Linked DNA regions of Homo sapiens: region 2 is linked to region 1. A link is an interaction called in ENCODE POLR2A ChIA-PET data of the cell type or tissue named here. Cell type or tissue: K562. All regions are shown on one strand. Each heading gives the region's core, and the rest is flanking DNA. Links, peaks and the distances in the headings are about the cores only.

Region 1 (5,377 bases), core at 228-5,227:
CCCACTTGTACCTTACATTTTCAGTATTTCAGTTCTTTTTTATATTGCCCAAATTAGTCATTATTGCTGTTGTTTTAAACTGAGAGTCAGAAAGCTTTTTCTGTAAAGGTCTAGATAGTAAATATTTCAGGCTTTGCAGCCATATGGTTTCTGTTGCACATTCTTTTGTTGATTTTTTAAAGACATATTTAAAAATATAAACCATTCCCAGCTGGAGGATCACACAAAAATAGGCCACAGTTAGCTGGCCCCTATTTTATATGGTCAATACTCCTTTAGATTCATCCTTAGGAATATCACTTTTTTTTTGCTTGCATTTCTCCTTGCATCTCAGACTTTCCTTCTGGATCTATCTTCCTTCTCTAAATACATTGTTTAGCAATTTTTGCTGGGAGCATCTTTGGTTAAAAATGTTTTCACTTCACCCTTACTCTTGTGTGCAAGTTTATCTAGGTACAGAATTCTAAGTCATTTGATTCCTGAATCTAAGAATGTTTGTCTTTCATGTATCTGGAAAATTCTCAGCTATTTTGTCTTAAAATATTGCTTCAAATCCAGTCTATCATCTTCCTCTGGAATTACTTTCAGATAACTTTAGGCCATCTCATTTGGTCCTCCATTTTATATTTAATTTCTCTCTAATATTTTCCATCTCTCTTTTTGTGCTGAATTCTGGATAATTTCTTCATATCTATATTTCACTTCAGTAATCTTCTCTTCAGCGGTATCTAATTTGCTTTTCTAACCCATCCATTGAGTCTTTTTCCAGGCTAAAGATCACATTTTTCATTTCTATAACTCCTGTTTGGTTGTTTTTGAAGCCTGCTCTGTCTTTTCAATAGTGTCTTGTTCTTTTTTTCATGAGGTCAGTTCCTTTTTCTTATGTCATTAGTAACATTGCATATATTTATTTTTAGTTTACATAACTCTTTTATCTGCAGTTTTGGGGGAGTCCAATTCCACCATTTTTTATGTCTGTTACTGTCATTCAATGTGGATTGCTTCCTTATGTTTCATTATTTTGGATTGTGAGCTCATCTTTTGTAGGGTGTTAGCTACAGAAATCCTATGCTGCAGGGTTGAGATTTGTCCCTATTTGCTTCTGTATTACTGCCTAAGGACCAACTTTGCTCATTTAAAATATATTTATATAAGCTCAAAGATTAAAGCTGACTGTGGGGAGGTCTATGGCTAAAAATTTTCAAGGGAGATTTCTTCCCCCTAATCTGGCTAAGATGGGCAGATTCCCATTGTCTTCCTGTGCCAGTGTGCAGATATCATCTAGTATACTCTTTCACTGCAAGCATGGCTCTTCGAGGGTCCTGGCTCTATGACGAAGTCTCCAGTTCCAAATCTTCATCTTGTGCCAGCCTAACGCCTTGTCTCTTACCCAGTGTGGGCACAACCACCCCAACCCGTTGATTCCTGAGCTTGTGTATTTATATTGCCTTTACAATTCTGGCTCCTGGGGAGTTCCTTTACTTTCTTATGAGTTTGGCTAAGCATCAAAACAATTTTCAATATATATTACCAGATAGTTCTAAAGAAGATATTTCAGATTCTCTGAACAGTTGTAATGACAGGAATTTTACTGCTACTTAGTGGAAATCCATCTGGAGGCTTCATTAGAACATTCAGGCATTAAAAGAACCCACAGATGATCCAAAGAACAGCCATTTAAACCTAGTAAGTTCATAGGTTGAGAGTCGGTATTTGATTTTGTATGTGGTGGGGAAGTTGAGTTTTAGAATTTCCTGGAATTAAAATATAAGACTTTCATTTAATTGAGTGAGTTGATATTTCTGAAATTCTCAACTCATTTTTATTGGGATCAGCCTAAGGTTTTGTCTGGTGAAGTGAGAGGAGAGGCATGGCTGTGGGTCTGGGGACTTTGTGGCCAGGTGACTTGTAAAGATGTGTATGCACCCCTCACAGCTGCACATCTATGTGACTGTGACATCATCACTGGTCTTCCTTACCCAGGGGAAAACCTCAAACTTTCTCAACACAGGAGGGCACAGAAGCAGGAGCCCAGAGAAAAGGGGGCAGAAGCCAGAAGGCGACTCAGTGTCTGCACTGGCAACCTCTTTGCTCCTTTATTCTCTCCCATCCCTTCAGGTGAAAGAAGTTGGGGCCGCTCCCGCCGTCTGACAGCATGGCTGCAGGAGGGACACCAGGACACTGATGACCACTGGGAGGCCAGGCTCTGTGTATCATCTGCTTTAATTCCCACAACAATCTTGTCACTGGGTGCCATTATCATGCCCATTTTAAAGCTGTGGAAACTGTGGAGCAGAGGTTACGAAACCTGCCCAAGTCACACACATGACAGGTGACAGGCAGGATCTAGAGCCACGGAGCTCCACGCTCCTGGCCTTTGTGCTATCCCGCCCAAGGCTGCAGAGCAAGACTGTCCTGCTTCTGTTTCTGACTTTTTCTAATCAGAGAGAGAAGGAGCTTTAGACCACGCATATTTAGAAAAGATGGGAAGACCCAAACCTCTCTGATAACTCAGGAATGCATGGGAGAAAGTTCCACCAGTGTTTGGACACAACCACAGAGATCTGCATTCAAGGTGGATTGGACTAAAAATAGGCCGACTTACCAGTAAGGCACAGGCATCTGCAAACATCAGCATGTAAAACACATTGCTCCAGCCGGACGGGGAGAGGAGCCCAGCCAGCAGGGGGCCCAGGGCTGCTCCTGAAATCAGGCAAATGGACACACATGGTGCTGTTTAGAGAAAATCCCAGCACATAACTAGCAGCCACAGAGAATGGGGCTCAACACCTCACTCACAATGAAAGGAACACATATGGAACTACACTACCTCATCCTGGCCTATCAGATTGGGAGCGGGTACAAGGCCTAGTATAGGTTGAGCCTTCCAAATCTGAAAACCTGAAATCCAAAATCTCCAGAATTTGTAACTTTTTGAGTGCTGACACTCAAAGGAAATGCTCACTGGGGCATTTCAGAATTGGGATTTGAGATGCTCAACCAGTGTAATGCAAATATCCCACAATCTGAAAAAATAAAAAGACATAACCACTTCTGGTCCCAAGTACTTCAGATAAGGATACTCCACCTGTACGCCTCCGTACTGGGAAGGCAGAGCTGGCACAGCCTTTTCCCAGAACCATCCTAAAAATGTGTGTTGACATTGCAATGTTCATTCTTTTCATCCAACACTCCCATTATTTTCTTGAGTACACGTAAGGAAATCTGAATTCAATGCACAATCTTAGATATTCTTATGCTATAAAAATGTAACTGGGTAAAATTTGAATAAGAATTGTAGATACTAATATTCTTTCAATGCTCACTTTCTGATTCTGATCATGCACTGTGGTCTGTCATGGAACTCCTTGTTTTTAGGAAGTACATGCTGAATAGTTACGAGGAAAGGGGCAGCATGTGTGCATCTTACTCTTAAGTGGTTCAGAAAAATTATGCATGTGTGTGTGCATATATGTGTGTGTGCATGTGTGTGTGTAAAAACACGGGTGCATGATGAACCACATGTACTAAAATGTCTGAATTCTTTGTACTATTTCTGCAACTTTCTCAAAGTCTGAAATTATGTCAAGATGTGTTTTTAAATGATGAAAACAAATAACGTATCCCCCTAAATGCCCAAGGACTGCTGTTTAAGAATGTGTTTTGTAGCATCTGGTGCATTTTACCAAGAGGGACTGAAATGAATTCTGATACACATGTAGGATGGCCTGTTTTGGTAGATGCATGGGAAAAAGCATGAAGAATTTCCACCAACCTATGAACTGACATATTCAACTCTGAGAGGTAAGATAACCAGGGTCTTTCATGCCCTAGGCACTTGTTTTTTTCAAGTGTTCACAAAGTGCACTTACTATTTTATAATCCCAGGAGCAATTGTATGTTTTTTTTTTTAATTCTCAGAACTTCCAGGTAAACATGGTCGGCTACTCATGTGTTATCTCCACACCCCCAAGCAACATGAACTGCGCCATCACTGACTTCTAAAGATGATAAATCCTCCCACCGAAGGGCACGTAGTTTTGGAAGATGGACACAGAAGGGCTGACAGCTAACACAGCCTCCAGTGTTCCCTGCTCCACTGAGCATCCTCAGAGGGAGACAGCACAGGGACACCTGGAGCAGAGCGAGGCCCAGCGGAGCCCAAGAGACAGGGGAGGGGAAGGCAAGGAAGGAGGAACGCAGTGGGAACGGAAGGGGGTCAGCAAGAGAAAAAAGGTGCATGGGTTGAGTCTTTTATCACAAACTGTTAGCTACATTCCCTCTGCCGCACCTCGGATCCCAGGTCTCTTTTCTCATCCTCACTGATAAAGAGACTCCTCCTGATGCCCCCGTGCAGGACAGCGCAGCTTAACCCGTGGGGACACTAAGCCCAGTGCAGGACAGGGATGCTCACCTAACAGGCGACAGGGGATCTGGGGAAAGACACCAGCTTCCACCAAGCTTCCATGCCATGGCAAGGATGTTGGCAGCTGGACCCAGGCTCCCCTGGGCACTGAAGGAGTCTCCTCCTGCAGGTTCCGCAGGGTCCCACTGCCTGGAGACCAGCAGCCAGCACACTGTCCCCACAGAGAGACTTCAAACCACTATGCAGGGCCCCTTCTTCCATGGGAAGTGATGAAGGGGCAACCTAGGTCTGCCCTGTGTCTGGGGAACACCCCAACGTGAAAGCAAGCAAGCTGGCAGGAGGGAGCCTGGAGGAGAAGAACATTCCCAGAGCTCACAGCACCCACAGAGAGCCAACAGAAGACTAAGTTGAACCTCCCCCCAGAGAGCCAACAGAAGACTAAGCTGAACCTCAGGACACACTCTTTTTTTTTTTTTTGTGTGTGTGTGGCTGAAAACCTGTTATCAATTTCACATGATTCAGTCTAACATGAAATAAAACAGGATGCACTGAAAGGGCAGAGAAACATCAGTAAACATTGAAAATATGGCAGGAAAAGTAAAATGGTCGATACAAAGTTGGAAAATACAGTCAAGAATCTCCCTGAGAAAGTGTAAGAAAGAACAGGGAGACAGGCAGGAAGGGAAAGAAAGAAAGGAAAGTTGAAGGATTAATCCAGAAAAGCCTACATCTGACTAATACATTTTCCAGAAAGAAAAAACAAATCAGAAAATGGTAGGAAAACTTATCAAACGAACAGGGGCCCAATTCCCCTAAAGTGAAGGGCAGGTGTTTCCAGACTGAAGGTGCCACCAGGTGCCCCAGGACGGTGGATGAAGAAAGGCTCCCGGGGTAAGGAAGGGAACCTGGAGATCTAAGAGAAAAAAGAGAAGGTCAGAAAGCAAGGGCTGGGGTCAGAATGTCTGTGAACGTGTCAGTGACAGCAATGGAGGCTGGAAGACGGGGGTTCTG
Region 2 (5,377 bases), core at 93-5,092, 51 kb before region 1:
AGCGCCAGGCTCACAGCCGAGTGTGAAGTGTGTCTAAATGTCTATTCTTCCTGCCTGCATCTGACAAGTAATGCTGTACCAAAGAAGTAAAGACAAGGCAGAAAAAGAGGAGTTCAGAGCTGAAGGAACCAGCGCTCACCTCCAGCAATTGTTTTCAGGAAAAGATGAAAACTTTCATGCCCAGTGGCACACAGGGCTCGTGTGTGTCTCCTCGGTGATTGGCCCACCTGGAGCCATGGCTGGTGTTCTCTTCAAACCCAGTTCCCATCCACCGAGGTTGAACTGGGACACTTCTCCCCGCGTCTCCTTCTTCAAATGACTCAGGTTTCACAGCCTTCAACAGCACCTGCCTCTGCACTGTGACTTCCGCAGCTCAGATCTCATTGCAAGGAGCTTTCAAGTACAATGGGGAAAGTTGGCTTTGCCAGCCTTTCAGGAACAGCCCTTGGAAGATAAGGTAGATCTGTGTGTGCTTCAGAACTGCCGCCATGACTACGATCACACCGGCATCACGGCTTGCTTTGGATAAAACCTTAGGAAGACGGAAAAGCCTTCTTTCTAAAGGTTATTCCACTTGGCTTGTCCAACTGCATTTATTTCATTACTGTATTGACCATTGGGCCCCAGGTTCCAAGAGACAGGGACTCGCTCTGCCTCTCCCAAGCCTGGACCTGGCATCCTGGACAGCATCCTTTCAATAAAGGCTGGATAATGAAATGAAACAAAAAACGATTGAAGACTTCAGGGACCTAGAGAGCAATGTACAACTCTAATGGAAACCTGAACTCCACAGAGGAGAGAGTGATGTCCAAGACCCTTCTCATTAGGAACCTATGGCACGTATACACAACTTTCTGCCGGCACCATTCACCTAAAGAAGAGAGCAGAGAGAGCGCGCTCTGGGGAGTGAGCAGCCTGTGGGCTAAGTGCTAGCACTCCAGGAGCTGAGGGCCCCCTGTGTGTGGCTGCACCCCTCTGGCCCCTCTGCATTGCTGGAAAAGGCATGAAATGTACCCAGGACTTCCCATGCATCTGGGTCCATCCATGAATCGATCCACAGTGTGGGTCAGCTTGGCCTGACGTTGGGTTTTGAAGATGGGGTTGTGGTGATAACACCAGAAAGTTACTGGGGCCAGACCCGGGAGAGCATTAATTACCTGAACAATGGCTGACCTTCACTACACAGCAAAAGAGAAGCATTGCTAGGGAGAGAAGAGCATGGCCAAGGTGCGTCTTAGTGTGCTCTGCCTGCCATAACGAAAACCACACAGCGGGGGCTTATACAACAGAAGTGAACTTGCTCACAGAGCTGGAGCCTGGCAGCATAAGACCCAGGGCCCTCCTCCTGGCTTGCAGATGGCCGCCTTCTCACTGTGTCCTCACATGGCAGAGAAAGGAGGAGAGCTTCTCCCATTTCTTCTCATGAGGGCCTCATCTTATCATGAGGGCTCCACCCTCAGGGCACCATTTAACCTTAATGACCTCCTTACTACAAACCCAGACACACTGGGGGCTAGGGTGTCAATGTATGAATTTGGGGAGAGAAGATACAATTTGGTTGGTACCAGGGATGACGTGCTCTCTGTTCCGAAAGCTCCTGCCACGGAAGGCACAGCCGTTGTCTTGGACCTGCCCCCGAGGCTGTGCTGGTCCGTGACTTACCTCGTTGTAGAATTGGAAGGGCTGATCCCTGGGCCAGGTGTTTTTGGGGTATGTGGGAGCTTAGCCTGTTGGTGTCCAAACCAGGCTCCTCAATGTGGAGCAGAGTTCCTTCCACCACGTGCGGCGGAGCCCACGCCTGGGAAGAGCACGCGCACACTCGTTGCTTCACAGATGCTGAGAATGTCACTAGGCACACAAACAACCTTGGCTGGTGTTACATGACTAGCGTGTGTGTCTATTTTACACAAAATTTCACCTTAGAAATTGGTGGGTATGAAAAACAGCCATTTTACTAAATTGTTTTGGAAAAGAAATAGTGGCTTCTCCTGTGAAATAAGCTAAATTATTTCAAACATTTCAGAAAAAGTCAGTGTTTTGAGTAAAGATGTTTGTAGGAACGTGCTCCAGAGCCCGGTAAAAGCAGAGCCCAGGAGGAGGAAACTGTCTGGGGCTCCGAGTCCCCCGTTTAGAAAGTCCTTCAGTAGAGCAGGGACTCCTGCCGGACTCTGGGTGCCTGTGAGTATCTGCCGGGGAGTGTTAAAAATGGTGATGCCTGGGCCCCAGCCTGGACCAAATGGATCAGAATCTCTGAGGGTGGGCCTGGTAGTCTGCATTCTAAAGAACCCACAGGCTCTTCTCCCCTTGTGTTGAGCTTCCTGCTTGCTGCAAATTCAGGATACAGCTGGGGGCCAAGAGTGTTGTGGCTGGGGCTAGGGTGGGGCTGCTGGTGCAGGGTGAGACCTCCTGCAATGTGGGTCCAGCTGCCACTTCAAGGCCCTGGGGAAAGCCCCCATTCTCTTTGCCCCATGATCAGGATAATCCGGGATGCTGACAACCACAGGAAGGCATGAGGGGTGCTGAAAAGAAGGCTATAAACCTGGGGAACGCTTACGACCAGTCCATCTCCTCAGCATCTCAACGTCACAGGCTCTCGTTAGCTCCTCGGTAATATTAGTCATGTATCCAGCTGTCCCTAGATTAGCCTGTGCATCTCCACGTGCATTTCAGGGAGACAGTGACTGACAACTTGTCCCAGGATGGCAATGCAGATGACAGAAGCCTGATCAAAATAGAATGGGCAGGATTTTTAAGACCCCACACACTTCAAAGCACAGCTTGTGCAGGAAAAAAAAAAAAAAAGCCAAGTGGTCTTGGATGGCTGAGCGAGTCGAGCTGTAGAAGGTGACTTGGCCCTGCTGGGGGTGCTTCGTCCCCCTGAACCTCTTTCTCTGGCTGTCCCCTGACTCTGCTGGTACAGCAGGGTTGTAGACCCAGAAAATCTAAGACAGGTCTCAGTTAATTTAGAAACTTTATTTTGCCAAGGTTGAGAACGCACACCCGTGACACAGCCTCAGGAAGTCCTGAGAACATGTTCCCAAGGTGGTCGGGATGCAGCTTGGCTTTATACATTTTAGAGAGGCATGAGACATCAATCAAGTACATTTAAGAAAGACATTGGTTTGGTTCAGAAAGGTGAGGCAACTCAGAGTAGGGGGCTTCCAGGCTATAGGTGAATTTAAACATTTTCTGGTTGACAATTGGTTGAGTTTGTCTAAAGACCTGGGATCAATAGAAAGGAATGTTTGGGCTGCGATAAGACACTGCAAAGACCAAAGTTTATTCATGCAGATGAAGCTTCTAGCTGTCAGGCTTCAGGGAGAACACGCTGTGAAATGTTTCTTAAGGTCTGTGTTGACGTTAATGCTGGAGAGGTAAACATAATCAGGCATGTCCGATCCCCACGTCCTTCATGGCCTGAACCAGGCTTTCAGGTTAAATTTTAACACTGCCCTGGCTGAGGAGGAAGTCCGTTTAGATGGTTGGGTGGAGGTGGGGGAGGGCCTTAGGATTTTACTTTTGGTTTACATGATCTAGATGTGGTTATCCCCCTACTGGACCGCAAACTCCTTGAGGACTGGAAGTATATCTTTTTTCCCTCTGTAATCGCTGCAGCACCCAGCATGATGCCAGACACATCATAGGAATTCATTTGTTTTAAAGGAAGTCGTGAAAAAAGGCAGCAGTGTCTGGGCAGTAGATGGGCTCAGCCTTCTAATGAGAGGCACGTGGCACCAGACGCTGACGGATTCCTCCTGCCCTGTGTGATGACCAGGTAGACAGGGGAGGCCAGCTGGCATCTCTGATATGGCAGTGACCCATCCTGCACCAAGTTCAGTCACTGGCAGGCTGGTACAAGAGTGGAGGAAAGTGATGCCTTCAAGTTCACCAGCAGTGGGTATATGACAATGGCTAAATCTTGAACCGAAGAGCTCTATGCAATGCCCTTGTGAAGAAAAATAGCAAATAGGTTGATGTACCATCTGTTCACTCATTCATTCAGTAGTATGATTTTGAATGCTGACGTGTATTGGACACTGAGCTGGGGCCTCGAGATCCTGGTTGAGTAACCACAGCTCATCCTCATAGAGGCCTGGCGTGGAGACAGACACGGAGCAAAGAACTCCAGGGAGGGACTGGATTGCATGAGGGCACCGGGGCTTAGGGGAGAAGCACAGACCCTGTCTGGGGAAGAAGAGCAGCCCACATTGGTGAGCATCACTCATCCAGAGGAATGAGGGCAAGCACCGGGGTGTTGTTTCTGCTCTCTGGCATTCCGACTACTTGTCATTCTGGCTAAATGGTGTTGATGTTAAAGGAAAGTAGAGAAGGATTGAAGTGGGAACTGTCTATACTTTTACAGCATCTATGCAGCCCGAATTGAACGGCCAAACAAGAGTGTTGGACTTGCAGTTTATTTTATTTTTTATTTTTCTTGAGACGGAGTCTCGGTCTGTTGCCCAGGCTGGAGTGCAGTAGTGTGATCTTGGCTCACTGCAACCTCCGCCTCTTGGGTTCCAGTGATTCTCCTGCCTCAGCCTCCTGAGTAGCTGAGACTACAGGCGCCCACCACCACAACCAGCTAATTTTTGGATATTTAGTAGAGACGGAGTTTTGTCATATTGGCCAGGCTGGTCTTGAACTCCTGACCTCAGGTGATCCGCCCTCCTTGGCCTCCCAAAGTGCTGGGATTACAGGTGTGAGCCACTGCACCCAGCCTTGGACTCACAGTTTATAAGGTAGAATAAAACATCTGACTTCTACAAAGCTATTTAGAAGGCTGCTAAATCGCTCGTCTTGGGTAACAAGAACAAGTGCGTTTTTCCTGATTCCTGACAGTCAACTATAGCATAAGCTGCTTGAAGATGGAGATCAGGTGTTTCATGACCTGTCTGGCACCTTTACTGTTTAACCCATTTCTTGTTTACAATAAGGTCCCAATAAATTGCTGACAATGGACAGGTGAGCTTAAGACCCACGCTTACCCTATGCTGTGACAGGTGCAGCTGTCTTTGTAAATGTCTTTGTGTTTTAATAGTAGATGTTTTCTTATTTTTAGCTTTTAATTGCATTTCTTTCATATACTAATACAAAAAATGGTATAAATTTCTGGATGTGCTTTAACTCGTCCATATAGAAGATGGGATGTCTTGGACAGATGTTTACATTTATTCCTGAAATCTATGATTTCTGCCAGCTTTCTATTGCCAGAGCCAGTCCCTTATAAGTTTTTGAAGCAGGAATGAATATCACGTTTTTCACTCGTCACACACAACATGAAAGCACTGACGGGAAAAAGATGATTTGACTTAGAGGGCTTACCTGTGCCTGCTGGCACCATTTTCAACCTTTTCAACTTTTGTCAAGTCAAGTTGAC

What was found. Peaks named below come from ENCODE experiments on the same cell type or tissue, not always from the same donor. Only the 100,000 strongest peaks of a DNase experiment are listed, where the experiment ranks them.
Region 2: POLR2A ChIA-PET joins it to region 1 with 6 read pairs; 2 of 35 experiments call an interaction of 5 or more read pairs at or near these places.

What each region holds. Positions count from the first base shown.
Region 1 is chr21:42,572,144-42,577,520 of GRCh38, reverse strand. It overlaps SLC37A1 (solute carrier family 37 member 1), which reads right to left. Exons shown (of 20, transcript NM_001320537.2): 18 at 2,606-2,703. It overlaps LOC101928212 (a long non-coding RNA gene), which reads left to right and starts at 3,711. Exons shown (of 2, transcript NR_171773.1): 1 at 3,711-3,804; 2 at 3,922-4,437. RefSeq lists an enhancer at 5,056-5,377. In K562, for the core only: a CTCF peak has its summit at 2,673 (motif pointing right); a DNase peak (open chromatin) is centred at 2,680; H3K27me3 peaks cover 1,793 bases.
Region 2 is chr21:42,622,653-42,628,029 of GRCh38, reverse strand. No RefSeq gene overlaps it. Among named protein-coding and RNA genes, the nearest start is that of LINC01671, 10 kb to the right of the region's middle. In K562, for the core only: no CTCF peak of the experiment used is centred there; no DNase peak of the experiment used is centred there; H3K27me3 peaks cover 2,958 bases.